Regions from separate parts of the Homo sapiens genome. Here region 1 is linked to region 2. A link is a loop called in an ENCODE intact Hi-C map of the cell type or tissue named here. Cell type or tissue: dorsolateral prefrontal cortex. All regions are shown on one strand. Each heading gives the region's core, and the rest is flanking DNA. Links, peaks and the distances in the headings are about the cores only.

Region 1 (11,933 bases), core at 3,601-8,600, 57 kb before region 2:
GGGTTTCACCGTGTTAGCCAGGATGGTCTCGATCTCCTGACCTCGTGATCCGCCCGCCTCGACCTCCCAAAGTGCTGGGGTTACAGGCGTGAGCCACCGCGCCCGGTCAGGTGTCTGATCATTTCTATACATTCATTATTTTACTTGTAGGGCTGAACACAATGCCAGGGACACAGCAAGAATTTAATATATACTTGTTAAACGAACGAATGAATGCATGTATACATAAAATGTTACGGAATGTTTAACGTATTCCGGGGATAATGAAAGTGGGTGGATTTCTGAGAGAAGGGGTCAGGGTTAGAGTTCTGTACTGCTAATTTTTTCCCCATTATCCATTCTCTCCTTCTTCTACAGTAATAGTTCCCTTATTTTTAGCTGGACACATTTACCAGCCTCTTGGTTGCTGGGTATATGACTGAGTTCTGACCAATAAAATGTGAGCCAAAGTGATATGTGCACCTTTCAGGTCATTGAAAAATATGGGCTGCCCTCTCTTTCCCCTTCATCCTACTAACCACTGGCTGGAAATGGAAATGGCCTTAGCCTAAAGAAGGAAGGGCAAATCCCTAAGGAGGAAAGGCAGAGGTGGAATTAGGACCAGTTGTCTTTCAACTATACCAGAGTTTTTCAAACTGTGGTCTTTGGGCTGATTGCATCAGAATCGCCAGTTACCTGATAAAAATGCAAATTACTGGGTCTTAGCAACTCAAATCTCTAGGATGGGTTCCAAGGATTTTTTTTTAGCTGGAGGCGGTGGTTCACGCCTGAAATCCCAGCACTTTGGGAGGCCGAGGAGGGAGGACTCCTTGAGCCCAGGAATTCGAGACCACCCTGGGCAACATAATGGGAACCCTGTCTCTGTTATTAAAAAAAATTATTACAGACGGCGCAGTGGCTCACGCATGTAATCCCAGCACGTTGGGAGGCCAAGGCCGGCAGATCACTTGACGTCAGGAGTTCGAGACTAACTTGATCAACACGGTGAAACCCTGTCTCTACTAAAAATACAAAAATTAGCAGGGTGTGGTGGCGGGCGCCTGTAGTCCCAGCTACTCGGGAGGCTGAGGCATGAGAATCACGTGAACCCGGGAGGAGGAGGCTGCAGTGAACCGAGATTGCGCCACTGCACTCCAGCCTGGGCGACAGAGCGAGACCATGTCTCAAAAAAAAAATTATTACTATATTTTAAAAATATTTTAAAGAATGTGTAGTTTTAACAGGGACTTCAGGAACTTGTGAGTTAAAACCACGGAACTACGTCAGACTACCTCAAAAATATCCCCAAATGTTTATAAACAAAGCCAAGGGCACGCACTCAGGCCCGGTGAGGTCCAGGAACTGTGCAAGAGGCCTCTGGCTCGGAGGGGCTGAAACAGGTGTCTCCGCGCGCTGGGGGAAGAGCGACTCTCCCGGCAACAGGTAGCACCCGCCAAATCCCGCGGGAACGGCCCTCGCGCCGCGCCCCCTGCCCCACCTCCGCTCGCGGTTGCCATGAAGACCCGGTCCGGGAGCAGTCGACTGCCGGAGACTCGGGAGGCTGAGCTTTCCTCGGCCTGAGCCAGCCAGACCCCGGGCACCGCGCTCACCCCTCTTCGCCGCCACGTCCGCGAAGGCCTCACGCGCGAGGCCAGGCGAGGCCCCGAGGCGCCCACCACTTCACGACACCGGAGCGAACCGGGCGCCAGAGGCTGCGACCCCCCTGCCCCGAATCCTGCCGGTGGGAGTGGCTGCATTTGAACCAAACGGCCTTCGCGGGCAGCAGCCGTCGCCCCGCAGTCCCGGGGCTCCCAAGGGCCTGTGACCGACGCCGCCCTCCGCGTCTTCGTCCCCGAAGCCCCGGGAACCATCCGCCCTCGGGGTAAGGGAGGAGTCGGGGGAGCCGGTGACTGGGCTGTGGGGACGCGGACGGGGCTCCGGGGGCAGCTCTGCCCCCAGACTGGCTTGAGGGAAGCCGTCGGTCTCCTTGGGGCTCTTCTCCCTCCGCCGCTGCACCCCTCCTCGCTTTTTTTTTTTTTTTTGAGCGTCCCAGGCTCGAAGTCTGGGACACTCAGATGGGACGGGAAATGCTCCCTCTTAGTCTTTAAGGCCACAACGAAGGGGGCCACCCACAGGGGTGCTGCAGAAAGAGTGATTTACTGCAATCACCTTCTCTCTTCACAGAGACCATGCTGCAGATGCGAGGAAAGCCGTTTCCTGGAACATCGGAATTCTAACCCCAGGGTGAAGGACTCACGACAGGCGAGGGGCAGACATGCTGAATTCCACGGGCGAACTGGAGTTTTCGAACGAAGAAGATCCCGAGATCATCTCCCAACTCACTTCCCTGCCTCTGTCCGGTGGGAAAAGCTCAGCTGGTGTGCCCGAAAAAACGGGCTATCCGGACTCCGTTTATGTCATGGCAGCCAACATTTTTCAGGGTATTCGAATCGAAAAGTCGGCACAGAAAGTCTTAATCAAGTATGGGAATGAACCCCTGCGGTCCTTGTCCGAGTCTGAGGATCAGTCCTTTCAGCGTTTGTCTTATGAGCTGGCTTTCAGTGCCCTGAAATGTGAGTTGTGCCAGTCTGGAAGATCAACACTAAAAGAAAATAATAGCGAGAGAATTTGGGGAATGCAGCCCTCCTCCTCCCTTCCCCTCATTCACACCAGGTTTTGGTTTTAGGCATGTGCATATCTTTGGTTAATTGCAAGTGTCAAGGAATTAGGGTTCCCATGAAACTAGCTCTTCCAGCCCAGGATTGCAGATTTCCCCGTGCACTGTGTTTGTCCTTAGATCGGTGTAGTGCGCGGTCATTACATTCAACAAGGAAACAATTTATTCCAATGATCATTTCCCTCTCCCTGTATTTTTTTTTCCCTCGTAGACTTAGGGGTCTCGCTTTATTGTCTGGGCTGGTCTCAAACTCTGGACCTCAAGGAATCCTCCCTCTTCAGCTTCCCAAAGTGCTGGGATTACAGGCAGTGAGCCACCACGCCTGGCCTCCCTGTGTATTTCTTTCCATTCCCTGTGTTTACCTTTTTTGGTATTTTAGTTTATGAGCTTTCACAAATATAAAACCAGTGAGGGAGGATGGGGAGAGGAACAGAGACGGAATAAAAAGAAAAGGTGCAAAATTTAAAAAATGAATATCAAAATTACACCAACCCCAATTAAGACTATCCCATTCATAGCCACTAGCTTTAATGGGAGGAGCCAAACTTTAGTAGAACTTCCCTTTCTAATTTGCTTTCAGGGTTTGAGACTCAAGGATGGTTAGTTATCAATCTGAGGCCAAGGGTGGTTGCTCAGGCCTGTAATCCCAGCACTTTTCGAAGCCAAGGTGGGAGGATTGATTGAGCTCAGGCGTTAAAGACCAGCCTGGGCATATAGTGAGATCTCCTCTCTACAAAAAAAAATTTAAAAATTAGCCCAGTATGGTGGCACATGTCTTTAGTCCCAGATACTTGGGAGATTGAGGCGGGAGGATCGCTTGAGCCTGGGAGGCAGAGGTTGCAGTGAGCCAAGATGGTGTCATTGCACTCTAACCTGGTGACAGAGCAAGACCCTGTGGAATTGACACTAGGAAATGACCAAATATTGCTACTATGAGGAGAGCAGTCAAAAGGCTTGAAGTTGTTTGTTTTCGTACTAGCTGTGACTAAAAACTTTATGTTGGTTTGTAAACTGATTGAATGTAGTTCCAAAAAGAAGTTCCAGAAATGTTTAGAATATTAGCAGCATGGCCAAAATGATGAGCAGAAGCCTTCCTAAAGAGACACCTCAAAAAGGGCAACACTCTTTTGCATGATTTTCTTAGTACTTAATGAGCCTTGTACATCCTTGCTCGTAGGAGGCAGTTAATTACTCAGTTCAGCCAGATGCGGTGGCTTACACTTGTAATCCCAGTACTTTTGGAGGTGGAGGTGGGACGATTGCTTGACTTCAGGAGTTCAAGACAAACCTGGACAATATAGCAAGACCCCATCTCTATTTTTAGTTTTATTTTCTATTTTTTTGAGATGGAGTCTCACTCTGTCGCCCAGGCTGAAGTGCAGTGGCACAATCTTGGCTCACTGCAAGCTCCGCCTCCTGGGTTCACGCCATTCTCCTGCCTCAGCCTCCTGAGTAGCTGGGACTACAGGCGCACGCCACCATGCCTGGCTAATTTTTTGTATTTTTAGTAGAGACGGGGTTTCACGGTGTTAGCCAGGATGGTCTCCATCTCCTGACTTTGTGATCCACCCACCTCAGCCTCCCAAAGTGCTGGGATTACAGGCGTGAGCCACTGCACCTGGCCCCCCATCTCTATTTTTTAAAATTAAAAAAAAATGCTCAGTTGAATTAAAATGTCTCACTGATTATTTAGACAGGAATATATATTTTTGGTTGTCTGCAGAGAGTCTCTTTGTTTTTTGTTTCTTTGTTTTCTCCTCAGTAATTTTTCTTTTCCTTTTAAGTCCGTCTTAACCATTCTTCCTCCAGTTTAATCTCTGAGATTTTATTTCATCCATCTTCTTCCCCTCTCCCCTAACCAAAGTGTTGTATTTCATGCAATGAATCAAATGAACATTTTTATACTTTTTTTCTCGCAACAGTGAAATGCAGACTGGGCAGCTGTGTTGATTAATTGGCATTTAATGTTAATGCTAGAATTTTATTCTAGGCAATTTGTTCTCCTAATGGAATATTGAGTATTACCTTTAGTACTCAATAAGAAAAGCCTGAATTATAATTCTATATAAAATTAATGCATTAACTAAATGATTGTATTACAGTGATATGTGTGATAGATTATTATTTTTGTCCTCTCCCTCCTATTTTCTATTTTATGAAAGATCTTGTAATTATTTTATCTTTCTTTTTTTTTTTTTTTAGACAGAGTCTCACTCTGTCACCCAGGCTGGAGTGCAATGGCACAATCTAGGCTCACTGCAACCTCTGCCACCCAGGTTCAAGCACTTCTCTGCCCCAGTCTCCCAAGTAGCTCCCAAGTGGCACCTGCCACCACGCCTGGCTAATTTTTTATTTTTAGTAGAGATGGGGCTTCACCATCTTGCCCAGGCTGGTCTTGAACTCCTGACCTCGTGATCCACCTGCCTTGGCCTCCCAAAGTGCTGTGATCTTTCTTAATGACACAGAAAATCCCATTCAAATAAATTGTCATAAACCTTTATGAAACTTCTTTTCTTGAAACGTTCGTTTTTATAAGTTCAAATTATAAGGTAAGATGGTATTGTTTACTTGTTAAATATATTTTTTCTTATAATAATACGTTGATATGGTTTGGCTGTGTCCCCACCCAAATCTCATCTTGAATTCCCACGTATTGTGAGAGGGACCTGGCGGGAGGTAATGGAATCATGGGGACAGGTCTTTCTTGTACTTGTTCTCATGATAGTTAATAAGTGTCATGAGATCTGATGGTTCTATAAGGGGGAGTTTCCCTGCACAAGCTCTCTTCCCTTGTCTGCCGCCATGTGAGATGTGCCTTTCACCTTCCGCCATGATTGTGAGGCCTCCCCAGCCATATGGAACTGTAAGTCCATTAAACCTCTGTCTTTTGTAAATTCCCCAGTCTCGGGTATATCTTTATCAGCAGCATAAAAATGGACTAATACAACAGTCTTGCTTTAAATTATCAGTAATTCTTGAATGTGCAAATAGAATAAAATCAGAATTTTATGTAGTGGATTTTCCAAGATAATTAGGAGCCTGCTATTTTCCTTTTTTTTTTTTTTTGAGACAGAGTCTTGCTCTGTCACCCACGCTGGAGTGCAGTCAATCGCGCAATCTCGGTTCACTGCAACCTCTGCCTCCCAGGTTCAAGCAATTCTCTGCCTTGGCCTCCCAAGTAGCTGGGATTACAGGCACCTGCCACCATGCCCAGCTAATTTTTGTATTTTTAGTAGAGATGGGAGTTTCACCATGTTGGCCAGGCTGGTCTTGAACTCCTAACCTCAGATAATCTGCCCACGTTGGCCTCCCAAATTGCTGGGATTACAGGTGTGAGCCACTGCAACAAGCCATCTGCTATTTTACTTTTAAAATATTGGAGGCTCTTATGCATTTCACTTTTATCTTCTGTATTATCAGTGTTCTGTCAATACTTTCACATGTGATATTTTGTAAACTTACATCTGGCTTATACAGTATAAGTTCAAGGAATAATGATTCAGAAAAGAAAACTCAGAATTTCTTCCCTAAGATTTTATAGGAGCTGTAAAACTGCAAAGGTTATTGTGAAAATTAAAGAGAGCTTGAGTAATGGTCCCTTTTGTTTGTGAATTTGTGAACAGGTAATTAAATCACATTACCATAATATTTAAGGAGTAGGAGAAGAAAAACAATAACAGAAAATCTCTTAATTATACTAATGTTAACTGTATTCCTTTGGTTGTGTCTTATGCTTTTCAGTTTTATTGTTTGTTCCTTTGCTGATGTCCTTCATTGTATATAAGATCTTTCAAGACAGGAAGTATATTTATCTGATTAACCTTTTAAAGATTTAAAGCGCTCCGTAAAATGTTTTTTGAAATGAAGAGTGCCATTATTTCTGCTTTACCAAATAACCCCAAGGTCAATTTTCTGCTAACGAAGGTAGAATTACTAATGAAAAGTTGCCTATTCCTATTGAGAGTTTTGTCAAAGCAGTAGAGTACCAGTAGCCAATTAATTAATTAATTTATTGATGGAGTCTTGCTCTGTCGCCCAGACTGGAGTGCAGTGGCGCGATCTCGGCTCACTGCAACCTCTTTCTCCCAGGTTCAAGTGATTCTCCTGCCTCAGCCTCCCTAGTAGCTAGGACTACAGGCACATGCCATCACGCCCGGCTAATTTTTTGTATTTTTAGTAGAGACGGGGTTTCACCATGTTACCAGGATGGTCTTGATCTCCTGACCTTGTGGTCCACCTGCCTCGGCCTCCCAAAATGCTGGGATTACAGGCGTGAGCCACCGTGCCTGGCCTAAAATTTTTTTTTAAATAAAAACCTGGCAATTTTTTTTTAAAGAAATGAACAAACAACAAATTTAAAAAAAAATTGGAGAAAGAGATATCCCTGAAATTGCTTATCTTTTTCCTGGCTTCTTTCTCCACCTTCTCTAGGTTTATATTTTTGTTGCTGAACTTCGAATCCCAGGAACTGATTGTAGCATTAACCTGGTGATTTCAGAATCATATAATCTGTCAGTGAGAAACAGTAAATGCTTAACATATGGTTTGGTTATAGCTTTTGCGAATTAGTAACTGTAGTCAGGGGTTCCTAAGACCACCTCCAGATTCAATAATTTGCTACAAGGACTGACAGAATTCAGCAAAGCTGTTATACTCATGGTTATAGTTTATTACAGTGAAAGGACAGATTAAAATCAGCAACAAGTAAAGGTACATAGGGCAGAGTCCAGGAGAGACTAGACGCAAGCTTCCTATTTTCCTTTCCCAGGGTGGTCTATGGAGAGCGCTTAATTCTCCCACCAATGATAAATAACAACATGAATGAAGCATTGTCAACTAGGGAAGTTCATCTGAGCCTTGCTGTTTGTTTAGCATTTTTATTGGGGGGTCAGTTTTGTAGACAAGGTGCAGTCGTGTGGCTGGCTGACCTTAGTTATTCAGTCTCTAGCTTCTTCAGAGACCAAGCCGATACTGTGTGGTCTAGGACCCCAGGAAAAAAAAAAAGTACCTTTGTCAGACAAGATATTCCAAGAACTTAGAGGTTATCTCCTAGGAACCAGTCAAAGGCCAACCGTTTCTTTAGAATATCCAGAGTTTGGCCACCCAGGCCTGCTGAGCAGGAAGAGGGCGAGAGATACCCCAGTTCCTTCTTCCAATTTCACCTGTCTGATAAACCCAATTTTTCTTTCATGGGGAGTAGTAAGAAAGGGTAGAGAGAGAGTTAAGGTGTTTCTCTAGGATAAGGCCCTCCACATGGAAACATGTAAAATGGTGGTTAAGAGATCCCTGAAGCAGACTGAAGAGAAGCTTTAATTAGTGGGGAGAGGGAGAGATAACTGGAGTTATTGGGCTGAATTCTATAATAGGCACGCTTTGCAACTTTCAAGTAAGTCCTGATAACCTAAATTAGGCATTATCGGTGTGGTGTATTTGGTTACTCTGGTTTGTCATGAGAATAATAAGAGGAAGGCAGCATAATGTTGTGAAGTGCACGTACTTTGGTGCCAGACTGCCTGGGTTTGACTCCTTGATCTGCTACTTGCTCTGTGACTATGAACACATTACTTAACTGTGCTGTGCCCCATTTCCTATGAAATAAAACAACCTAATTCATATGGTTGTTGTGGAGATTAAATGAATTAATATATGAAATGCACTTAGAACATTGTCAAGCACATAGAAAACATTATATACACAGTCCCCAATGTATGATGGGGGTCCTTATACTTTTTCCCCTTTACCATGATGTAAAAGCTATACACATTCAGTAGAAACCATACTTTGAGTACCCATACAACCATTCTGTGTTTTACTTTCAGTATTTAATAAGTTACATAAAAACAAACAAAAAAGGGCCAGGCGTGGTGCCTCATGCATGTAATCCCAGCACTTTGGGAGGCCAAGGTGGGTGGATCACAAGGTCAGGAGTTTGAGACCAGCCTGGCTAATATGGTGAAACCCTGTCTCTACTAAAAATACAAAAATTAGCCGGGCATGGTGGTGGGTGCCTGTAGTTCCAGCTACTCGGGAGGCTGAGTCAGGAGAATTGCTTGAACCTGGGAGGCAGAGGTTGCGGTGAGCCGAGATTGCACCACTGCACTCCAGCCTGGGCGACAGAGCAAGATTCCATCTCAATAAATAAATAAACAAATAAATAAACAAATAAGTTACAGGAGATGGTCAGCACTTTATTATAAAATAGGCTTTGTGTTGGATAATTTTGCCCAACTACAGGCTTATGTAAGTGTTCCGAATGTGTTTAAGATAGCCTAAGCTAAGCTATGATGTTTAGTAGGATAGATATATTACATGCATTTTTGATATACAATATTTTTAACTTATGATGGGTTTATCAGGATATAACCCCATGGTAAGGCAAGGAGCATCTGTATAAAGTATACAGTTATTCATGTTGATATTACTATGTGAAAAGGTAAAATTATATATATATATATAAAAATTATATATATATATAAATTGCATATATATATACACATTGTGTGTATATATATACATTGTGTGTATATATATATACATTGTGTGTATATATATACATTGTGTATATATATACATTGTGTGTATATATATACACACTGTGTATATATATACATTGTGTGTGTGTGTATATATACACACACACACACACACACACACATACATACACAAAAGTAATGCATTCTGCACAATATCAAAGGCATCCTAAAGGTGATACTGGTTTTGACAAGAGCCCTAGGGGGAAAAAATGCAATTATTGGGAAAAGGATGTTCTGTTCTCTTGTCGTTCATCCTGCCTCTCCTATTCCTGTTTTTGTTTGTTTGTTTGTTTGTTTGTTTGTTTTTGGGCAACGGAGTTTCACTCTTGTTGCCCAAGCCAGAGTGCAATGTCACGATCTCGGCTCACTGCAACCTCTGCCTCCCAGGTTCAAGAGATTCTCTTGCCTCAGCTTCCCAAGTAGGTGGGATTAGAGGTGCGCCACCACGCCTGGATAATTTTTTGTATTTTTAGTAGAAACTGGGTTTCACCATGTTAGCCAGGCTGGCCTTGAACTCCTGACCTCAGGTGATCCACCTGTCTTGGCCTCCCAAAGTGCTAGGATTACAGGCATGAGTCACCACACCCGGCCAGCTTTTTCTATTTCTTAGGAGTCCAGCATCTCCACTGCTCAAAGAGGTCTGCCAAGTTAGAAGTCCTTCTTTCTAATACTGTACTTGTTGTGAAAAAAAAGTACAAAAAGTATGAAGTAGATGGGAATTGGTTTGAAAGTACTAAGGATGTGAAACTGTAAACTTCATTTCCTTATAAGCATAATTACCTTGTGAAGTACAAGTACGTAATTGTGGCTAGAATGTGGATAACGAGTCCCAGAGGATTTCTATGGGAAAACTGGAGTCTGTGCTCCCAAATTAGTCACTTCTTTTTAGTTTTCCTATCTCCCAAATGAAATTTAGGCCAGGCATGGTGTCTCACGCCTGTAACCCCAACACTTGGGAAGCCAAAGTGGGCAGATCACTTGAGGCCAGGAGTTTGAGACCAACTTAGCCAACGTGGCAAAAACCCATCTCTACAAAAAATACAAAGATAATATTTTAAAAAACAAAAAATAAAAATAAAAACAATAAAAAAATAAAAAATACAAAAATTAGCCAGGTGTGGTGCCACACACCTGTAGTCCCAGCAACTTGGGAGACTGAGGCAGGAGGGTTGCTTGAGCCCAGGAGGTGGAGGTTGCAGTAAGCTGTGACAGCACCATTGCCCTCCAGCCTGGGTGACAGAGGAAGACTCTGTCTCAAAAAAAAAGAAAATTCATGAATTCAAATTCAAGGTATAAATTCAATTTATACCTTGGTTATAGTAGGCTTTCCATAAATATTGAATAAATTGAAGCTAGGCATGCCTACCTTTCTGTTCAACTGATTAAAGCATTTGTTATACGCCGGGCACGGTGGCTCACGCCTCTAATCCCAGCACTTTGGGAGGCCGAGGTGGGCAGATCACCTGAGGTCAGGAGTTCGAGACCAGCCTGGTCAACATGGTGAAACCCTGTCTCTACTAAAAATACAAAAATTAGTTGTGATGCTGTGATGCACACCTGTAATCCCAGCTGCTTGGTAGGCTGAGACAGGAGAATCATTTGAACCCGGGAGGTGGAGGTTGCAGTGAACCGAGATTGTGCCACTGCACTCCGGCCGGTGTGATAGAGCGAGACTCTGTCTCATAAATAAATAAATAAATAAAATAAAGCATTTGTTATATGATGTATATATAGTTTAAGTAGTCGTACCAAAAAGAACACTCGTGTTCCCTGTGGAAGTTTTTAAATATGTCCACTTGTTTCTACGTAACCGCCTTTGCAGTTATCATAACCTCTGCCTGGAATGCTGTCCCTTCCTAGATATGCACATGGCTAACTCCTTGTCATTTGGGTCTTAGATTAAATGTCATCACATCAATGTCTTCACTATTGAGTTTTACTAAATAGTTAAGAAATAATACCAATCTAACACAAACTCTGAGAGAATAGAGGAAGAGAGAACAGTTTCCACTCATCAGCTGCAAAACTCTGATACCAACACTGACAAGGATATTACAAGAAAAGAAAATTATAGACCAACATCCCTCATGAACATGAACATACAACAAAAATTCTAAATAAAACATTAGCAGCCGGGTATGGTGGCTCATGCTTGTAATCCCAGCACTTTGGGAGGCCTAGGCGGGCAGATCACCTAAGGTCAGGAATTCGAGACCAGCCTGGCCAACAGGGTGAAACCCCATTTCTACAAAAAATACAAAAATTAGCCAGGTGTGGTGGTGCATACCTGTAGTCCTAGCTACTCTGGAGGCTGAGGCAGAATTGCTTGAACCTGGGAGGCAGACGTTGCAGTGAGCTGAGATCGCACCATTGTACTCCAGCCTAGATGACAGAGCAAGACTCTGTCTCAAAAACAAACAAAACCAAAAAAATTAGCAAATCAAATCCAGCAATACATAAAAAGAATAAGAAAACTATTGCTCAACATTATTAATTAGATCCTCTTTAATATTTTTCAAAGGCCATACATTAAAGATTGGAATCCTTTTATTACTGCTTTGACTATTCAGATAATGCTTCTTTAACTATGATTCCATGCGGACCCTAGGTCATAAAGGTCCAGCATTCATAAAGATTATAAATATTTCATCATGTCACTGTAATTTAAGTCATTATCCAGAATTGAGGTATATTTTAGATATGAAAGTAAATGTATTTTATGGCATTATTACAGTGTATTTTGA
Region 2 (11,933 bases), core at 3,620-8,619:
AACATAGCCTTCTGGTGGGTTTTCCAGCCTTAATAGTGTTATCCACGGCAGCGAGCTCACTTCTCTGTCCTCTTGTTCCTTCTTCTACTGCTTGCCATCTGCAGCCTGGCATTGCTTCCTCACCAAGTGTGAGCCATTGTGTGTTTGTTTTCTTTTTAAGAAATTACCTCAAACTTAGTGGCTAAAAACATCTATTACTTAGGTCACATAAGTCAGATATATCTGGCATGGCACAGCCAGGTTCTCTGCTCAGGATATGAGCTAGGCTGAAGTCTCTGGAGGCTCTGGGAACAGTTTACTTCCAAACCCACGCTTGTGTTTGCGGGACTGAGGTCCTCGTCTCCTTGCTGCTGTCACTTGACTGCTTTCCACTCCTAGAGGCCACTTTATTCCTTGTCCCGAGTTCCCCAATCTGTGCACCTGCAGTAGCTGTCATAGCATCTTGTGTTTTGAATCTCTGACTTCTTCCATGTCTGACCTCTAGACCCTGATTTCAAAGGTCATGTGATTAGGTCAGATCCACCCAGATAATATCCCTATCTTCGGGGTAACTAACGTGGGACCTATCCTACATCTGCAAAATCCCCTTTGTCATGTGTGTTAGTTTCCTGGGCTGCTGAAAGAAATTCCTCCAAACTTGGTGGCTTATGATAACAAACATTTATTCTCTCATAGTTCCGGAGGCTGGGAGTCCTAAACCAAGGCATTGGCAAGGTGCTGGCCGGTTGGATTCCTCCTGGGGCCTGTGCTGGAGAGGCCTGTCCCCTGCGCTCTCCCAGCTTGTGGTGGTTGCTGGCTGTCCTTGCTGTTCTTTGGCTTGTAGCTGTGTCACATGGACACTATTATTATTATTATTATTGAGATGGAGTCTTGCTCTGTCACCCAGGATGGAGTACAGTGGTGTGATCTCAGCTAATTGCAACCACCACCTCCTGGGTTCAAGTGATTCTCCTGCCTCAGACTCCCAAGCAGCTGAGATTAAAGGCACCTGCCACCACACCTGGCTAATTTTTGTTTTTTTGAGCCAGAATTTCACTTTTGTTGCCCAGGCCGGAGTGCAATGGTGCAATCTTGGCTTGAACCTCTCAGGTTCAAGCAATTCTCTTGCCTCAGCCTCCCGAGTAGCTGGGATTACAGGAGTCTGCCACCACACCCGGCTAATTTTTGCATTTTTAGCAGAGACGGGGTTTCACCATGTTGGCCAGGCTGGTCTCGAACTCCTGGCCTCAAGTGATTTGCCTGCCTCGGCCTCCCAAAGTGCTGGGATTACAGGCGTAAGCCACGGCACCTGGCCAGGACACAATGATTAATAAAAGATTTCCTGATAGTTTAACTCATGTGGAATAGTGTTTAATTGCTTTAACTTATTATTAAATATATTTTAATAATATAAGCCTGGAAATAGAATCATTTATTATTCATGATGAACCACTTACTAAGAAATGATAAATTCATATTAAACATAAAAACTGAAATTTTCATTTTAAATCTATTCATGATTTGAGATTTTTCTGACACAAAGTCTTTGTTATGTACTTTCTTGAACACTATGTAACTCATCTATTAATCCTCAAAAAGTGACTGGGAAGAATAATGTAATTAAAGTGATAGGCTATATTTTTATATTGTAATTGTGCAAAAAGTAACCAAAAGAAAACGTTTTCTCCTTTGTATTTTGAAAATGGTAGAAATATAGGACATTTTGGATAACTGTGATTAATGTACATATTTACCTGCTTTGATAATGGAAAGCTTTTACTGCCATATTAGTGACTTTGGGAAGGTCAGTTTTTAGTTTGTTAAACATTTGTTATTCTTGGCATAGTTGGTTAAAGATGGAGAATCTGGGATTTATAATAAATTATGAATATAAAATATTAGAGCTTTTAACTTATAATAGTATTTAGGGAAAGGCTGCTTCAGAATTGTGTTCTTGATTGGAATTTCTGTTTAAACGATTGGTAAAGTATACTAGAAAAAAATGTAGTGTAATTTACTTTCTTCCTCTCTTGGCAAAGAAGCCATTCTAACTGCTGAATGCTTGTTCCTGTCTGCTGCAGGCTTAGTCCTCCTGTTCTTCCACTGTGCTCCTTAAAGGAAATTCAATTGTCTACTGATAAATTTTTCAGAATGGAACCATCTGAAATTACCAATGGTTGTTTTCTTTCTATTTTAACAAGGGAGGTAAGGAAAAAAAATCCTAATCCATGTCATACTTTGGAATTAATAAACTACAAAGCCTCATAAGAGGAAGCCAGGAACTTTGCACATTCTGTAAAGATGTGTTTGCATTTCACAAACACATTTCAGCTGAAGGGCAGGAACAAGAATTGGCAAATAAGCCCTGTTCTTTTTTTTTTTTTTTTGAGACAGAGTCTTGCTCTGTAGCCCAGGCTGGAGTGCAGTGGCGTGATCTCGGCTCATTGCAACCTCCGCCTCCCAGGTTCAAGCAATTCTCTGACTCAGCCTCAACCTAGTAGCTGGGATTACAGGCGTCCACCACCATGCCCGGCTAATTTTTTTATTTTTAGTAGAGACGGGGTTTCACCATCTTGGCCAGGCTGGTCTTGAACTCGACTTCATGATCCACTTGCCTCGGCCTCACAAAGTGCTGGGATTACAGGTGTGAACCACCGCACCCGGCCAGCCCTGTTCTTTATACTTCCCCCGAGTGTTCCTCTTCTGCCTGGCTGCCACCCCCACCTCCCCAAGCATTTTGTAACATCTAGTGCATCTTCCCTCATATGTAAGAAATAAGCAGCCAGGCATGGGGGCTCAAGCCTGTAAGCCCAGCACTTTGGGAGGCTGACGTGGGTGGATCACCTGAGGTCAGGAGTTCGAGACCAGCCTGGCCAACATGGTTCACTCCATCTCTACTAAAATACAAAAATCAGCTGGGTGTGGTGGCACATGCCTATAATCCCAGCTACTCAGAAGGCTGAGGCAGGAGAACTGCTTGAACTTGGGAGGTGGAGGTTGCAGTGAGCTGAGATCGCACCAGCCTGGGCGACAAAGCAAGACTCCATCTCAAAAAAAAAAAAAAAAAAAAAAAATCTGTGTGATTCTTTTTTTCTATCAGGTATCAGGTTCATAAATGGGGAAGTTTAAGTTTTTTTTTTGTTTGTTTTTTTAAAAAGGCATTCGCTGAGGCTTATGAGATTGGGGACTAAGGCCTAAAAACTATTTCTTATTTCTTTTAGTATAATAAAGAGAGTCTTTTTATTTTTACTGATACATTGATAAATATTTGCGGGAGACACAATAATAGCTAACTCCCACATTTAGTAAATGCTTCTTTAATTGCAGCGGGACCCTTCTGAGACAGTGTCTGTGAATGATGTTTTGGCCCGAGCTGCAGCCAAGGGTCTGCTGGATGGGATTGAGTTGGGTAAATCATCAAAACGGGAGAAGAAGAAGAAAAAATCAAAAACATCATTGACAAAAGGTGCCACTACTGATAATGGCATCCAAATGAAAATTGCTGAGTTCCTGAATCGAGAAACTAAAGCCAGTGCTAATCTATCAGAGACTGTAACAAAACCACCTCTTCCCCAGAAAAATACTGCTCAAGTGGGGGCTTCCTCACAGACCAGAAAACCCAACAAGCTGGCCCCCCATCCTGCAGTGCCTGCATTTGTGAAGAACACTTGTCCCTCCAGACCGCGTGAACGGCAGACACACTTCTTAAGACCTCGGCCAGAAGACAGAATGGTTGCTCTGAAACCCATCAAGATTGTTCTGCCTCCAGTCTTTATGCCATTTTCAAGTCCCCAAGGGATCAGATCTCGGATGCCAACTCAACATTTGTACTGTCGTTGGGTTGCACCCAAGGCACTTGTGCCCACCTGCCTTCCCACACACTCACTATCCAGAAAAGAGGAAAAGCCTAAAGATGACACACCTTCCTCCCTACTCAGGCCTCCTCGGCGATGGCTTTGATTGTCTTGTGTTTTTTATAGGGGCCAAAGAGCAGTTGATTTTTTTTCAAAGTCTAGTATTTCTCTGAAGATTCTACATCTCTACACAAGATATTCATTCTTTTGGTCACCTAGGGATCTTCTAAGTGTGATATTACTTTCAGAGAATTCAGACAAGTGAGAAACAATAATGTAGGAGTCAGCAAAGCAGAATTCAGAGACTTCAGCCAATCACTGCTGCTCTGAGAGGATCCAGTTAGAGACTCAGTATCAGCGGTCAGAACTTATCTCACTCCTGTGAACTTTCAGGCTGGACTTAAAGCTGCCAAGTTTCCCCTGCAGGGAAGGAAACACTGCCTCCCTTCAGCAGGTAGCTCATTAGAAAGCCAAACAGGCAAACGATCCTGGCCTCTCCCGCCAGCTGACCGCTCTTCAGCATCCATGCGGTTGTAGTCGTGACTTTCTCAGTCACGATCAAGGGTGATTTTTTCTTAAATATCAAGCTGTTCTTTGAACAGGGAATGAACATGAGTTTTTGTAACGTGACTGAAGTTGAGTTTAAGTAGGAAGCGCAGGAAGTTCCCAAGTGCCAGGTGTGTGTAGCTCAGAGTTCCTTTTACAGTGAGGTGTCTCTCACTGGGGGAGCTTCCAGGATCCTGAGCAGACTGGACACAATCATCTCTCCCTTCCTCTATGTCAAGCACTGTTACAAAAGACTGTGAGCAAATTTCCATCTAAATATTAATAATTCTGAAGAAGAGGCAAAACTGTTGAATGCAAGCGATACCTATTGTTGAAGAAACCCACAAATTTCTGATTCTAAGATCAGGGGATACAACAAAATCTACAAGTCATTTCAAATAGCACACAGGAATCAAACTTTGGTAAATCATTTCTGAGGCACAATTAAATATATTGTAGCACTATGTTAATTAATTATATTAAATGTCGATTCATCTTGAATGTATTCTCAATTGCCTACCAAAAATTGGTATGATTATCATTTCTGGGTCTACTGATTTTTCATCATGGCAACAGAAATTGTCATTAAATAGAATTAAGATACAACTATATATCTTATTATTTAAAAACATTCATAGACATATTCATAAAGTTTGAATTTAAAGTTTTATTTTTGCAATTCAGTTGTATAGAAATGTTACATAAATTCCTAAATGCTCAATTCAGGTGGCATGATTTTTAGAATATTATCTTCTTCAAGATGAATACTTAGGTCTACTTCAGCTCTGATATTCTATTTTTACTTTCTTACTTGAAGTGAGAAAAGAGAATGGTGAATTGTATTATAGCGGTAATACATTATTTTTATTTTAGCTTAGATTTACATTTATCAGTAAAACGTGTCAGTGGGCTGGGTGCAGTGGCTCACATCTGTAATCTCAGCAGTTTGGGAGGCTGAGGTGGGCACGCCACTTGAGCACCGGAGTTCCAGACGAGCCTGGACAACATGGCGAAACCCCAAAACCCCATCTCTACAAAAAATACAAAAATTAGCTGGGTGTGGTGGGACACGCCTGTAGTCCCAGCTACTTAGGAGGCTGAGGTACGAGGATCTCTTGAGTCCAGGAGGTGCAGGTTGCAGTGAGCCAATATTGCCCCACTGCACTCCAGCCTGGGAAGCAGAGTGAGACCTTGCCTCAAAAAAAAAAAAAAAAAAAAAAAAGTGTCAATGAAGAAAGGAAACAAGACTTTTTATAGTTGAACCAGGCTTATTGTATTTTAAATCCCTGAAGAAGAATTCTTCATGTTATCACTCTTGTACAGAAAGATATAAAGTGCTCAGCTTATTTTGCTGATTTTGAAAATCAAACACTATCTCCTTGCCCTAAAATTATAGCGTGTGGCTCATCCTCTTATCCCACCCAGATTTCTATCTGGTTGGTTAGGGTAGTCCATGCCTCAAGGAAGGCGGTGCAGCTTAATTTAACATATTGTTCAGTAAAGAATCCCATTGTGTATCATAAGAATCCCTTATCCTTTTCGGGCCCTCCACCATACCAGACTGAAAAGTATTCCATTGTCCAGAAGTAGCTGGTCTTGAGATTTTTATTTTCAAGTGTATTTTCTGTGATGTTGTCTCATTGTTATGGAATAGTTTAGGATAATTTTCTGATCTCTACAGTAGCATGTGAAGTCACAATTTGTTGCCACTTACATTGATTATCTCCTAACATGCATTTGGCACTAAATTATTTTTCTCTTTAGAAGTATATGAAGATTCTGAATTAAACCATTCATTAATTACACTGCAGTTTTCTTCTTTGAGAATCTTCTATGAAGGACAGGATTATTTAAATACTTTGGTAGAGTGAAAAGGGAAAAGAATTTTGGATAAAAGCAATATGAGGCCGGACGTGGTGGCTCACATACTTTGGGAGGTTGGGGCGGGCGGATCACCTGAGGTCAGGAGTTCGAGACCAGCCTGGCCAACGTGGCGAAACCCTGTCTCTACTAAAAATATACAAATTGGCCAGGCGTGGCGGTGCATGCCTGTAATCCCAGCTACTCAGGAGGCTGAGGCGAGAATTGCTTGAACTTGGGAGGTGGAGGTTGTGGTGAGCTGAAATTACACCACTGCACTCCAGAGTAAGACTCCTCTGTCTGAAGAAAAAAAAAAAAAGCAATATGAGGGAATTCTAATGAAGGAGAATATTGATTCCACTGACATGTTTCATTTGGCATTTTACATTCTTGGACTTCTTCTTGAGATAAAAGTGCTGCAAAATTCTAAATAATGAAATTACTAGTATTCAGATACTCCAATAGCAAACACATTTTTAATCTGAAATTATTTACCACCATATAATGCCTGAAACCATAATGAAATTTTGTTACTGACTAGAGAGAAACCACTGTGGAAGTGCAAGATGAACAAAAAGCGGGGACATACTTTAAATTCTGTTTATCTGCCTTCCTGCGCCTAACAGTTAAGCTAAACCAGATTCAACTGATTTCTCTAGTTACCTTTCATTTTGGATTTAGTGTGTGTACACCTCTATTCTTTATTCTTTGATGTCAGGTTCTTAAAGGAAGTGATAAACTTCTTCGTGCTAAAATATCACAATCCTAGCAAGACCGCTTACAAAAGACTCGAGTTGGTGACTAAATAGGCTTCTATGTCCGGAAGGCCAGCTGGCCTTCCTGATCACCAAATAAGTACAGGGTGATTACTCAAAATTTGAAGTTACTTCCTAGTTCTTACCAGGCAGAAATATGTAGTAACTAATCAAAGCAAAATGCTCCATTACTAAAGTGATTTCTAAGAAGTCTGAGGTAAGAATAATTTAAAAATAACTAGAGACACCGAGTTTCTATTTCTATTCCTTGTATATGTGACTAAGATGTCAGATAAATGAGCCGAACGTTTTATGCAGCTAAATTTATTCTCACAACAAATTACATTTAAATGTGTAAAAGTGGTCAACAGGAAAAGGGCATAAAGGAAAACAAAGCGTTCTTTCAGGGGAAGTAAGCTGCTCTGGAGGCCAGGAACTACTGCTTGCGTTGACACGGTGTGAGTGGGTATCTTTGCCCTGAAGCTGAAGTTAAACTTTCTACTGGCCGTGTGGCACACACGTTAGATGTGTATTAGGTTAAGCCTGGCCAACTAGAGAGCGAAGGGGCTTATTAGTTAAATTGTGCTAATATCAGTTAGGAAAATGCTTGTCATGTTGTGGTGAAATCTTGAGGAGTTTGTGTTGCAATGCCTGGGACATGAACGGGCCATACAAACAGAGGAAAGCTCTGGGGCTTCCAGGCAATGGCCTTGTGTCGAGTCATCTTACAAGTGTCCATCTTGAAATCATAAAGTGGATTTAAAAAGAAGTAGCAGTGCCACAGTTTATCACCAAGAACTTATTTTAATGGAAATGGGTCTAATGTCCCTTCATGCAACAAGACAGATGAACAAAAAACAATGGTCCTAATTAGCTATGAGTGATCTTGTATCCAGGTGGAAACAAAGGGCATGTGTACATGTATATATCTCTTAGATGAAATCACACATGTTGTGAAGGGTAGAAAAACGAAGCACCAAGCAGTGCTTTAGTCTGCAAAGGAAAGTTTTTAGCCATAGGCATGTTGGCTAGTCGTTCCCCTTGATGTTGCCAAGGAGCAGATGTATGAGGTGGCAAGTCTGTGTCTATCTAGCTGCTTTTAAAAAATAAAAGGAACTTTAAGCATTTTGCCTTTTCTTCTACATATCCCAATAGAAATGTGACTACAAATCATTACAAAACCACTTTTTAGGCAATGTATAGTTCACTGAGATTACTTAGATCTGGATACACTGGGAGATAATATCCAGGAAAGATAATACATTAACACAATAATGCAGTATATTTCAGTAAAAATAGAATAAATAAAATAAAAATATTTTAAGCTGTATTTAACAGGTTAATTAAAAATATGGTAAGACATAGAAGGCATCGTGAACATGGCTGCCTGTTTACCGAATCACAGATCTAAAGAATGCATAGATAACTGAAGTGTCACTAAGATATCAGGTAAAACATTGGCATCCTTTTACAAACAAATACACACATACTTTCATACATACTTTTTGGCCATGGCAGAAAGTGTCTGAACATACTCTTTAACATAATTTTACAAAATTAATTTGCATTTACTATACAATGCCATTTTCAAAACAAAACGTCTGCAAAGTTTTCAATATGTAAAGGCTATCATTCATCTTAATGCATCCTATAATTGCACATATAAATCAGTTTGCTACTTAAAGCTAGCTCAGAATTCTTGATCTTGAAAACAAGCAAATGTATGCCTTAAAAAATGAAGAGGGAGTTCTGGTAGAGATTTCCAATATAAAAGTGGGTAATTTGTTTAGAATTTTGAAATTTATCACACTAAAATGTTTCACTACAGCGACCGAGATGAAAGATCACTGTAAATGATTTCTGAACAGCTTTTCAAAGGGCACAGCAAGGATTTTCTTAATGCAGTAATTTCTTATGATGGCACTGGTTACTTCAGATCAGTAGTATGTCAATTGGTGAAAAACAGACTGCGTTTCTAAAGTAGCATAGTTTTGTCATAACATTGGGGTGCTAAGACAATTCCGGTCCCCCTGTCCCCCACCCCTCATGAATTCTGAGGGAATGGCAGGTAGAAAAGCCACCCACTCATTCCATCATGATCTCTGGTGGCTAAGTACCATGAGTTAGGAATGTCTACCACAAGTAGCATCTGGAAAATCTCGTAGATGGAACAGGCTGTGAATGTAGAATCCTGCCCTCTACAACACTTTTGAGGCACGCTGTAGGAAAACAGTCCTGGACTTAGATAGGGCACCATCATGAATACCACTGCGTAAGGAATTTGGACATCTTTCTCCCACTCGTGTAGGGAATTCTAAGATTCCCTGACAATAGATCTTTCCATACCTGCTCTTCTTAGTATATGCCCAGAATCATTCTGGAAAGGCTCTTCCTGACGGATATGGAGGCAGCACAACACAGCAAGAACGGGCTTTGGGAGCCGTGGGTCCTAGTCCTGGTTTTCATGAACTTTGGTGAGATCTTAGGCCAGTGGGTTTAGCCTCTCGGTACTTCATATTTTTACTTCTAAAGTGTATTTAGTACCTTCTCTACCTGGTAAGGCTCAGATGTGATAAGAATGTGGAAACCATTTTGACAAGTACATAGCAGTGTATAAACATAAAGCATTACTTTTATAATTGGATGTTGTAAATGTTAATTTTGACATTAAGAAGAAGTAAACAAGACTAATATTGAGATTGATCGCCTTAGCAACTTCCTTTTAAAACGACAATGTCAACGAGAGTCTAAATTTGTATGTCTTTCCAGCTAAGTTTCTCACCTACATACGAAGGAGCAGGAAAATGCTGTTTTGGGAAACTTGTTAAACAGTCCATTACTCCTGTGTAGACTTTGCTCAGGTATGAACATTTCAAATCTTCAAAGTAAAATGGAAAAAATATAAATTAAAAAATATATCTAGTTGAGTCCAACAAATTCTAATATTAAATACATAAAATCAAGGAAAGGTTCAACCTAATGTAATTTGTTGCCATGGACAATACATGATGGACAGACAGCTTTCTGGGCAAAAAGCATCAGAGGGGGATAGAGCTGGATGCAGAATTCCAGCAGAACGTTTACCTCTAGCACATGGACTAGCAAAAATCACACGGTGGTAGAAATCTAAAATAATCGTGCATGATAGAAATATCAATGATATTTCCTCAACTTCAAATTGCATATCAGCTAATTCTCAAACTAAGGATGAAAGGCTGATGAGGAGTATTTCATCTTAATGTTTATGTAGAGAATGGCCATAGTGAACTATAATTCTCTAGCTGCACCGTACAATATAAGGCAGAAGTTTGAAATATGTCCCACCCAAAATGCATTATGATTTTATTAATCTCTTTTAAAAATAATCAGTTTGAAAACCATCGGAAAAGAAAGGCTATGTTTTGTTCGATTTTAATTCCTCGAATTTAGTTTTTCATCAATTTTGAAGTTTCATTTTTTTCCAACATCCCACAAACAGCTGTAGACATGAAATGGTGTCCATGTGTCAAAGAGCTTGTCAGGGAAAGCTGCCAGTTGGTTTCTATACTGATGCCAACAGCCAATTTTGTCAACCAACAGGTTCAATTTTATGAAAAATTAAAACACAAACTCGCCATCCTATTTTTACAGCAATTCAATGGTATCTGCTATGCAGTGCCTACTCCAATGTTGAAAACAGGGCAAAGTGCTGTAGGACTTAAAGGTTGCTTGTGACAGGTCCAGCCAAGAAGACAGTGAAACTAACTCACGCATCATTCATTCCAAGGACGCAGCGTTAGTTCACTAGGAGGGGTGGGGCCACACTCTTCTCTGTGTGTGTGTGAAGTTAAGTAATGTTCACAATATTTACAATAAGAAAAAGACCTTCCACTGCGCATGATGTAACTTACAGCAAAAAAAATTATTCATGCTTCTTTTCATATCACATGATGGTGGCAAGACGAGAGAACATGCTTGTCTAACACTGCTTGGTTAAGGGTAAATTCTCTGAAGACAAAGCATCAGCAACTGGATGGAAGGTCGGATGGCGGAGTTCATTTTCTTTAGTGTAGCTAGTCAATCTTCAGGTAAATAGCCGAGTCCTTTTGCATGTGCAGCTATGGCATTTCGGTGACAGGGCGTTTCTGTTTCAAAGTGTCAATGAGGGATAAGACCCCTCGTTTTACATTGGTTGTGACTCTTCTGGTTACTGAATCTGCTGGCGGTGGAGGTGGTCGAACTTTCTGAGAAGGCGGCCTGGCTACCAAGCACTTCTGATATCGTAACTGAAATAAAACAAAACGTGTTTTAAGGTAATTAACAACATATTATTTCATCTTTAATATGACTTTAAGTCATGACCCATAATACATTGACTCCCAAAGGTTAACGACCTAGTTCCTAAACATAAATCCAAGAGTTATTTTTCTCTGAATGTGAGTGCTTTAAATTCTCCTAAAAGATTAGGCTCAACAAAGGGGTTTTGGCTTTTGCCACCCTTTCCTTCCATCCATTTCCACCCTCCACGTGTCCTCTATATTGATAGTCCGCAACGAATACACCTCACAGTCAATGAGCTAATGAAACCAGAAAGGATTGGGAGAGAGTGTGTTAATTACATTTTTCATCAGAGACATGCAAATCTAGGCAGGTGCTCATGGTACACTGACAGCACAGTAGAAAGGGCATAGTTTAAGGTCTATCACTTGTGAACCCCAGACGAATTATTAAATCTCTCTGAGCCTCAGTTTCTTCAACTGTAAAATGGCTGAAGAAAGGACTATTTACAGAGGGTGTTATGATTAAGTAAGTAATACTTGTAATGCTTGTGGAATGCCTGAAATAGGCCTAGCAACACAGAAGGCATTCAGAAATGTTTGTTTCCTTCCCTATTTCCTGTTTTAATTAAAAAGATGAGGTATTAAGATTTCAAGATACATGGTACATACAAGTCTAAATC

What was found. A loop is a pair of places that touch in the nucleus more often than their neighbours do. Peaks named below come from ENCODE experiments on the same cell type or tissue, not always from the same donor. Only the 100,000 strongest peaks of a DNase experiment are listed, where the experiment ranks them.
Region 1: a loop joins it to region 2, with 9 times the contacts of the local background. A loop is called at or near these places in 4 of 110 quality-filtered maps.

Annotation. Positions count from the first base shown.
Region 1 is chr4:40,748,440-40,760,372 of GRCh38, forward strand. NSUN7 (NOP2/Sun RNA methyltransferase family member 7) reads left to right here and starts at 1,516. Exons shown (of 12, transcript NM_024677.6): 1 at 1,516-1,861; 2 at 2,164-2,552. The coding sequence starts at 2,255. In dorsolateral prefrontal cortex, for the core only: no CTCF peak of the experiment used is centred there; no DNase peak of the experiment used is centred there; H3K27me3 peaks cover 29 bases.
Region 2 is chr4:40,805,001-40,816,933 of GRCh38, forward strand. It overlaps NSUN7 (NOP2/Sun RNA methyltransferase family member 7), which reads left to right. Exons shown (of 12, transcript NM_024677.6): 11 at 2,061-2,184; 12 at 3,307-6,184. The coding sequence ends at 3,939. APBB2 (amyloid beta precursor protein binding family B member 2) reads right to left here. Exons shown (of 18, transcript NM_004307.2): 18 at 5,027-11,259. The coding sequence ends at 11,092. Among named protein-coding and RNA genes, the nearest start is that of NSUN7, 61 kb to the left of the region's middle. RefSeq lists an enhancer at 2,666-3,166. In dorsolateral prefrontal cortex, for the core only: no CTCF peak of the experiment used is centred there; no DNase peak of the experiment used is centred there; H3K27ac peaks cover 1,406 bases.